Regions from separate parts of the Homo sapiens genome. Here all the other regions are linked to region 1. A link is a contact called in ENCODE Hi-C or POLR2A ChIA-PET data. All regions are on one chromosome and are shown on one strand. Each heading gives the region's core, a stretch centred on a gene start or an enhancer-like site at or near the end of the contact. The rest is flanking DNA. Distances are from core to core; before and after follow the strand shown.

What was found. Hi-C counts contacts between places; a loop is a spot of excess contacts on that map. ChIA-PET counts read pairs that join two places held with the same protein, here RNA polymerase II (POLR2A). Pooled maps may share reads with other maps.
Region 2: a loop to region 1 is called in a pooled map, with 6 times the contacts of the local background. The contact joins the enhancer-like site here to the promoter of OTUD3 in region 1. A Hi-C loop is called at or near these places in 6 of 50 pooled maps. POLR2A ChIA-PET finds 5 or more read pairs at or near these places in 2 of 52 experiments (OCI-LY7 and naive thymus-derived CD8-positive, alpha-beta T cell).
Region 3: a loop to region 1 is called in a map of naive thymus-derived CD4-positive, alpha-beta T cell, with 27 times the contacts of the local background. The contact joins the promoter of CAPZB here to the promoter of OTUD3 in region 1. A Hi-C loop is called at or near these places in 1 of 168 maps with a recorded cell type or tissue (naive thymus-derived CD4-positive, alpha-beta T cell) and 8 of 50 pooled maps. POLR2A ChIA-PET finds 5 or more read pairs at or near these places in 3 of 52 experiments (H1, PC-3 and activated CD4-positive, alpha-beta T cell).

The regions. Positions count from the first base shown.
Region 1 is chr1:19,881,027-19,883,958 of GRCh38, reverse strand. It overlaps OTUD3 (OTU deubiquitinase 3), which reads right to left and starts at 1,564. Exons shown (of 8, transcript NM_015207.2): 1 at 1,225-1,564. The coding sequence starts at 1,445. All of the region lies in intron 1 of LOC105376823 (a long non-coding RNA gene), which reads left to right. RefSeq lists a silencer at 1,021-1,360 and an enhancer at 1,731-1,780.
Region 2 is chr1:19,389,991-19,392,922 of GRCh38, reverse strand. All of the region lies in intron 2 of CAPZB (capping actin protein of muscle Z-line subunit beta), which reads left to right. Among named protein-coding and RNA genes, the nearest start is that of SLC66A1, 79 kb to the right of the region's middle. RefSeq lists an enhancer at 1,421-1,470. Within about 2 kb of position 1,527, at least 33 of the 41 ENCODE cell types and tissues checked have a DNase peak (open chromatin) inside an H3K27ac peak, as active enhancers do; they include OCI-LY7, where a contact is called at or near this core.
Region 3 is chr1:19,484,084-19,487,015 of GRCh38, reverse strand. It overlaps CAPZB (capping actin protein of muscle Z-line subunit beta), which reads left to right and starts at 1,477. Exons shown (of 9, transcript NM_004930.5): 1 at 1,477-1,580. The coding sequence starts at 1,578. It also overlaps a transcript of LOC105376819 not described here. RefSeq lists silencers at 901-1,630, 1,661-1,770 and enhancers at 1,675-2,183, 2,184-2,691, 2,692-2,932.

The DNA.
Region 1 (2,932 bases), core at 315-2,814:
AGTGTGGTGAACTCTTTGTGAGCAAAAAGAAATCCAATCTGCCTGAAGCAATGAGCATAAACAGGAACGGTGGGAAAGGGAAATTAGGACCAGTTCACAGTCTTAATCAATAAGCTGCAATGTAATGTGAAAATTTTTAAAACACCTTATTCTGCAGTTAATATCTAAGGCAATTCCTGGCCGGGGGTGGTAGCTCATGCCTGTAATCTAGGCACTTTGGGAGGCCGAGGCAGGAGGATCGCTTGAAGCCAGGAGTTCGAGACCAGCCTGGGCAACACAGCAAAATCACCGTCTCTACAAAATAACAATAATAATGAACTAAGGCAATTCCTTATGGTCTTTAATTTCATTTTAGTCTTCCCTCTGCAGGATCTGAGCACTCAAATACGGGGAGGAAAAAAACAAAAGCCAGGCTGTTATTAACACTCTCTCTTCCAAAGTGACACAGCTGACAACCAGACCCCTTTTTACCTGCCCCTGCAATGGGGATCCTAACTGTTCTCCCCTCTTCCTGACCCTTTTCCTTCTTCCATCCATGTTCCTGGAGCCATATCCCCTTTCTTGAAGCTAATTTTCTTCCTCCTCCCCACTCTCCCCCTCCGCGTTCCCTAAAGAAAGCTGGACCTGGATCCAGTCTAAGTCCCAAGAAAGCTTGGGGAAGCACCTTTGCTTACAGAGAAACTGAGGCCCATGGAAGGAAGAATTAGAGAAGCTGCCTTCAGCTCAGTAAACAGGCGACCTAATTTCACAAATGTAAATGGGGGCACCACCCAAAAACCAAGGACTCAAAGGAGGCAAAGCGTTCTACCAAGTGGGGCTTACTCAAACTCCTTCAACTGGTCTTATCGTCATGATAACTGTTTTTCCAATGCCTGGCTCCATCTCATTCCTTCAGAACTCAGCTTAAATGTCACCTTTGAGAGAGCCCTTCCTGGCCACAATCCAGTGGCCCTGCTCCCATATACGGTCTCAGCACCCACTTTCTATTTCGCTCGCGGCGTCTGCCATGATTAGGACCCTTTGGGATCCCCGCGAGCGTCTCGGGGCGAGGGGCTTGTCCGCCTCACTCGCAGCTGGACGCCCTGCACTCGGAGCGTGGCTGGCTCGCGGGAGGCGCCCGGGCCGCCCGAATGAATGGATGGATGGACGCGAGCGGGCAACGGTCGCCAGGCCGAGCCCGGCGCGTCCCCCGGCGCCGCCTCCCTCGCTCCCGGCCCGCCTCACCCGTCCCCCGGCACCTCCCGCAGCTTCAGCCCCAGGGCCTGCAGCTGGTTGGCGAAGCTGACGAACTCCTCCTCGCAGCCGCCGCCGCCGCCAGACTCCGGCCGATTCCGCCGCTCCTTGGCCAGGGCCCGGCGCGCCGCCCGCTCGTCCCGCTTGCGCTCGGCCTCGGCTTTCCGGCTGCCGCTGCCCGGCCGGCTCTTCGCCGCCTGCTTTCGGGACATGGCCTTAGCCTGCAGTCCCCAGCGGCAGGAGGGAAAGGCGCAGGACCCCCCAGCGTCCGCCTCAAGCGTTGGGAAGGTAAAACAGCGCGGGCAACGGAGCCCGGCGACGACTACGCAGCAACCGCGCCTGCGCCGGCGCCCAGCACCCCGGTCACATGATGGAATCCCCGCCTCTTTTGCGGGGCTCGGCGAGCAGACGCCATAGAGAGCTGGAGGGGCACCCATCTTGGTTTGTTCTATTCCGCCCTCTAGTGGTGGATGGTACTCAACGTGAGTGGCAGGAGCGACCGGAGAGGGACCAGAGAGAACAAAGCAGGAACAAGTCAAGCAGAGAAATTAAAGATGATAGAAGAGTGGAACACAGAGCAGCGGCAAAAGTTAGGACCGGAGATGAATAAAAACGATTTAAACTCTTGCTGCGAGCCTACTACAGTTGGATAGGCACTTTCACACGGCTCATTCTTGTTTAATTATCCCCAAATTACAGGAAACTGAATCTGAGTGGTTAAATAATTTCAAGATCACACAGCTAAAAGGCAGAGCTTTGCCCTGGCTCCAAAGCCCGCATACTTGTTTATTTAATCCTGCCCTTCATCTCTCCGCCTTCCTTCGTAACTCAAGGGAGAGGTCGCCCTTCTGTCCAAGACCACTGGAAATCCTAATTCCATCCTAGAGCGACCCACCTAGGTTTGCCTGGACTAGAGGTTTTCTTGGGATGCAGGACTTTCCGTTTTAAAACTGAGACAGACCAGGCTGGGCGTGATGGCTCACACCTGTAATCCCAGCACTTTGGGAGGCCGAGGCGGGCTGACCACAAAGTCAGGAGATGGAGACCATCCTGGCTAACACTGTGAAACCCCGTCTCTACTAAAAATACAAAAATTAGCCGGGCGTGGTGGCGGGCGCCTGTAGTCCCAGCTACTCGGGAGGCTGAGGCAGGAGAATGGCATGAACCCGGGAAGCGGAGCTTGCAGTGAGCCGAGATTGCACCACTGCACTCCAGCCTGGGGGACAGAGCGAGACTCCATCTCAAAAAACAAACAAACAAAAAAACAAAAACAAAAACTGAGGCCAGGTGCAGTGGCCCACGCCTGTAATCCCAACACTTTGGGAAGCCGAGGCCAGGGGATCGCCTGAGGTCAGGAGTTCGAGACCAGCCTGGCCAGCTGGCCAAGATGGTGAAACCCCATCTATATTGCGTGAGGCTGAGGTTTGGAGTACAAATGAATCTGTCACCCAGGTAGTGAGCAAAGTACACAATACACAATAGGTAGTTTTTCAACCCTTTCCCCCAACTGCCTCCCGACTCTTGTATTCCCCAGAGTCTATTGTTCCCATCTTTGTGTCCATGTGTATCCAATGTTTAGCTCCCACTTATAAGAACGTGCAGTATTTGGTTTTCTGTTTCTGCCTTAGTTCACTTAGGATAATGGTTTCCAGCTGTATCCATGTTGCTGTTCTCCCCTCTTCCTGGACATGATTTTGTT
Region 2 (2,932 bases), core at 278-2,777, 490 kb after region 1:
TCCCTAGGCGAGGACAGCCAGCTTGCAGGCCCTCACTGGGAGGCCTTTCCCAGCATGTGCTCTTGTACCTTTTTGAATTCTGACCTATGTGAATGTATTACCTATTATACATAAGTAAACACTTTTTTTCTTGAGTCAGGTTCTTACTCTGTCACCCAGGCTGGAGTACTGTGGTGCAAACACGGCTCACTGCAGCCTCGACTTCCCGGGTTCAAACAATCCTCCCACCCTAGCCTCCTGAGTAGCTGGGACTACAGGAACATGCCACCATGCCTGGCTATTTTTATTATTATTATTTTAGTAGGGACGGAGTCTTGCCCTGTTGCCCAGGCTGGTCTCGAACTCTTGATCTCAAGCGAGCCACCGCAGCTGGCCTTTTTTTTTTTTTTTTTTTAATTCTTAAGAAAAGCAGTGTGCCAGGGCCTGCCCTCACACTTGGAGTGACCCAGGAGGTGCTGCGTGCTGCCTCACTGGGTCTCACTCCAGCCGCGCTTTGCTCCTCTCTGTTCTTGCACTTGCCTCAGTGGCCTCTGCAGCAGAGCCTCATGCCAGCTCTTCCCTCTTCTTGGGATGCCCCTGTTATTTTTCCCTGCAGTCTTGGAGGGCCGGCTCCTTGGTCATTATTCACATGTCATCTCTGTGCCACCTCCTAGACTGCTGACTTGCCCCCACAGCAACCCCCTTCTGTCGTCTCCTGCAGGTTCGCTTCCTGCCTCTTTTTTTTTTTTTTTTTTTACCTTGAGACAGAGTCTCTCTGTGTCGCACAGGCTACAGTGCAGTGACACAGTCTTGGCTCACGGCAACCTCTATCTCCCAGATTCAAGTGATTCTCCTGCTTCGGCCTCCTGAGTAGCTGGGATTATAGGCATGCACCACCACACCTGGCTAATTTTTGTATATTTTTAGTAGAGATGGGGTTTTGCCACATTGGCCAGGCTGGTCTTGAACTCCTGAACTCAAGTGATCCACCCTCCTCAGCCTCCCAAAGTGCTGGTTACAGGCGTGAGCCACCATGCCTGGCCTACCCTTGCCTCTTGGAGATGCCTCTGTGGCTGGACTTTGCTGTCAGAGCAGGGCCGCCCATGTCCATCTCTTCCCGTGCTGAGCCCTTGCACCTGACACGGGCCTGGAGCGGGCATTCGGGGTTTATGGAACAGTGTGAATTTCTCCTTGACATGGATGTTGTAACCCCCAGTTCCAGAGACTTAGGAAGGTTACACTCAGCCAGCAAGTGACTGACCGAGGATTTGAACCTGTTCGGTTTCGAGGTTGGTGTTTTTACAGAATGCCACACTGTATATTTTGTTTCTGACACGAGTGTATGTGCCACTTGAAATGCTCTTTTATCTTTTTAAGAAAGTTTTGGGCCTTCTGGAAAAATAAAAGGAACAAATTGTCACAGAGCCCTCTGCTGGACGTCGGCAGCTGCAGCATTCTGGCGTGGCAGTTTCCTCTGAGTGCACCCAAGTACGCAGAATCTGTTTTTGATTCCTATCTTGCTGGTGGTGGGCTCTCGGCCAACAGGCAGATCAAAAGATGGAATGTGTTCATTTGGCCATTTTTTAAAAAACCGAGGTACAAGGGTGCACTTCTTAAAGACAAGGGCGCCGTGGGTTAGACTCCGTGGGTCTGAGCTGCTCTGGCTTTTGTGCTTTTTTTAAGGGTTCATCTCAAGTTTCTTTTTCTGGTTGAACAATTTTTTTCAACATTAATAACTAATGGAGAAGAGGAAGAGGCAAAGTAGAACCATATGGCGGCACAAACACGAACCTCACTTGTGGCCGGAAACTTCTGATTTGTATCTCTTCGTGTGATCAGCTGTTGGGTTGGATGATTTAAGAAAAAAAAAAAGTGTTCAGTTTGGGAAAAGCAGTTTCTTTTTGAACCTAGCTGTGCTGTATATAACTGCATGTCCTTCCTCAGACATTGGCCCGTAGCTGCGTGGCTCCGGTCAAGTTATTTCTCTAAGGCCCTGTTTCCCCTTCTTTAAAACAAGGACTGGAGTGCGTGTCTGTGTGAAGAGCCATTGTCAGGATCATAGGGAAGGGCAGGGAGAGCTGCTAGCATAGTGCCTGCCACGCAGGGCAGGGCTATTACGATCACCTGGTCCTTCCACGGATTATTATTCAGGTGTCACCTGAGGCCGTTGCCAATGGCATCCTAGTCTCTCCCTTACCTTCTACCTTCTGGGGTTTTTTCTTTTCCCTGCCCTAGTTCACTTTACCCACTCCCCACCCGTCTTTCCAGTGGCCTCCTGGGTACCACCGAGCCCGGCAAAAGTATCGGTGGTGAAGGACTTGTGGCTCCTGCTCCCTGGGGTGGGCACACTCCTGTGGCAGCAGAGGAACTGGTGGAGCCCTGAACTCCCACCAGAAAGACGGCAGGCACTGTCCTGACCAGTGTAGTGTTTATTATTCCAAGTCACTGGGAATTATGTTTAAATCCCCCCAACAGCCTGGATTGGTCTGACACCTTTGGTGTTATCTGAACCTTCCCTCCAAGGCCGTTAGGCAGTTCAGATGGGTGGTTTAGACAGAAACCATCCGGCTGCCGCGTGTCAGCACCGCTCCTCCTCCTCAGAGGCCCTCCCTGGCTTTGGAGGCGACAGAGCCAGTGCCACATGCACCCCAAAGTGAACTCTCGGCTTTGTTTGGACCTGTCGTTTCATTTAAATCACTGTACAAACCCATGGTCTGTGACACTTAATGTGATTTCTTCCACTGCTCTAAGCACTCGACATGAGTAGGGGGCGGGGGCCGGGGTTCAGATGAGTGTAGGGACTGGTTAGATTACAGAGATACACTGCCTTCATTCTGGTTCTGTAATATGGCCTCAGACCACAGGATTAATATCCACTTACATGGAATCAGCATGCATTGACTGATCCCTGCTGCAGCGGGCGTGATGCTGCGCTGAGGCTGGAGGGCCTGTC
Region 3 (2,932 bases), core at 228-2,727, 400 kb after region 1:
TCTACTGCGTGTGCCATTCTCTTCCTTGAATTTCTGTAATACTCATCCAATACCATTCTTGCGAGACTTACCCGTATGCTTTTTCTGCCAGTGGCTACCTGTGAAAGCTTCGACTTGTCTATGAGCTCCCTGAGGACAGGGCCTGGCTCAGGGAAACAATTCCTGTCATCTGTGCAGTTTACCATCCCCTCACAGATCGCCTAATTTGATTTAACCAAAGCAAACAGGCCACGGAGGCAGATATTGTTAGCAATCCAGATCTCTCCTGCTACCTAGACTAAGCTTAACAAATATTTGATTGAGAGAGAGAGAGAGAGATTGGGAGAGAGAAACTTGAGTCACTTTGTGGAGCGAGGAAGCCCTTCTGGGCTAATGGAATGGTTCTCTGTAGCACATTCAACAGTACTCATAACAGCTAGCATTTGTTGAACTTAATTTTTTTTCTTTTGAGACAGAGTCTTGCTCTGTCGCCAGGCTGGGGTGCAGTGGCGCGATCTTGGCTCACTGCAACCTCTGCCCCCGGGTTCAAACGATTCTCCTGCCTCAGCCTCCCGAGTAGCTGGGACTATAGGAGCGAACCACCACGCCCAGCTAATTTTTGTATTTTTAGTAGAAACGGGGTTTCACCATGTTGGCCAGGATGGTCTCGATCTCTTGACCTTGGCCCGCCTCGGCCTTCCAAAGTGCTGGGATTACAGGCGTGAGCCACCGCGGCCGACCTGTTGAACTTAATTTTCTAATCTCTACCTGTGTCATCCTCACAGATATTCTGTCTGCAGCTATACCGGCAGGGATCTTTATGTCTTATCTGTTATCTTCCGGTGCCTAAACAAGGCCTGGCACATAGTAGGTGCTGAATAAATGGCGTCAGCCCGAGGCTCCTCAATTCGTGCCCGGGCTCAGGTGCAGCGCGGCGCTCCAGATCCTGCCGTAGCGAGCGGCAGCGCTGGGCTCCTGCCCCGCTCCCGGCGCGCTCCCCCAGTGCTGGGTTGGGCTGGGTTGGGCTGGGCCGGGCCGGTCCGCGCTCGGCGGCAGTTCCGGGTGCGCCGCAGGAGTGAGCGCGTGCACGGGGTGGGGCGCGGAGGGCCGGTCCCCTCCCAGCCGCGGTGCCTTCCGCATCCCCGCCCGCGGGGACTGTGGGGTGCGGTTCCCTCGCCGCCACTCGCTGCTGCAGGCCCAGAGTCGGGGACTGGACCTCAGACAGCCAGGAGACCTTTCCGCCCCGGCCCGCAACCCGTGCCGGGGACTCCCGGCAGCCGCGCCGCGCAGCGCCGCGCCCCGCCCCGCCTCGCAGGCCCCGCCCCCGCACCCCGTCGGCGCCCGCCTCTCGCGCCGCTCTCCATACTTGGCGATCGCCGCAGCCCCGCGCGCTCATTGGCCGCGAGCTGGCGGCGTGGGGGGCGGGCCCGGGCCGGGCCGGGGCGGGGAAGGAAGGTGGCGGCGGCCCGGCGCGGGGGGAGGGGGGTGCTGACCCGGATGTTCACTCCTGGGCACCCGGGGAAGTGGAAGCGCCGGGCCCTGCTGCGGGGGGGAGAGCCACTGACGCCGGGACCGGGACCGCCGCCGCCGCCGCCACCATGGTAAAGGCCGCACGGCCCCCTCCCCGGCCCGGGGGCCCCTCCGGAGCTCGCGTCCCCCTCCCCCTGCCCATCCCTGGCCTGGGACGGGTGGCTTCCCGGGGTGGGGGAGGGGCGGGGTCCCGGACCCTGGGTGGACCCGGTCCCTCCCCGCCCAGGAGGGTGCCGCCGGCGCGGACGACTTGGGTGGCAGTGACCCTGCCCCCGCTCCCAGCCCCCGCCCTTGGCGCAAGCTGGAGTCCCACTCACTACCTCTGTGTTCAGGCTGGTCTCTCCCATAGCCCAGGCTAGACCCTCCCTCCCGAACCGTGTCCCCAGCCAGGCACCCCCTCGGTGACCCTGGCGTGGGCCCCCTTCCTCCCCCGGTCTAGGGCTAGGTCTGCTTTCCCCCGTCTCTCCGGCCCAGGCTAGGCCGTCGTTTCTCCCTGCCATGGCCCAGGCTAGGCCGCTGCCTCCCTCTGTCCCTCCCCCTTTGCCTTCTCCATGGCCTCAGGCTGGACCCCGGTCAGCCCCTTCTGCAGCGGCCTAGGTTTGCTTCCCCTCTTCTCCGTGGCCTCAGCCTGAATCTCCTCTTCTCTCTGTGAACTTAAATCTGGACCTCCTCTTCTCCGCCCATGGCCCCCGTCTGGACCTCACTGCCCCCTCCCCACCATGATCCCCTTCCCTGGACTTTTCGCCACTCCTAGCGTAACCTGCGTCAGCCCCGCTCGGTCCCCGCCCTGAGCCTCTCATCAGGGTCCTGCCCCCTGCCTGGTGCACGACCCAGGGTCCCCTTCCCTGTACCTGGGGCGCGCCTTCTTTGCAGCCTTTGGGGAGCGAGGGGAGCTCTCCATCAGGGATGGGGTGGTCCCGGTGCTGTGCCTTCTCAGTTGCCGCTTCTAGGGAGGCCGCCTAGGAGCCAGCGAGGGAAGGGCGGGCATCGGTGTGCCCAGAAGGCAGCGCGCTGCTCTGCGGGCCCTTCTCGAGGCTGCCGCCGTGGGTGCTGTGCGTGCGAAGCATTCTGCAGGGCAGGCCGGGGTCCACGGCGCCCGGGCCTGAGTGGGAGCCGAGGGGCGAGGATGGGTGGCCCACAGGACAAGGATGAACGCACAATCGCCCTTGTGAGGCCGTGGCCTTGGGGGGCCACCAGGCCCTGGATCCAGCATATGGCCTGGACACGATGCACCCAAGCAGGCGCAGCCTCCCCTTCCCTCTGAACTGTCAGCTTGCAAGGGTTGGAACTGCTGATTATGGAAGTCCCTCGGATCAGGTGAGCAGAACGCCTAGGGAGAGTGCTGGCTCCGCTCGTGGTGTTTGTTTTGGTAAAGAAGGCAGATGCTATCCAGACTTTTGAGGAACCTGGGGTTTCACATAGG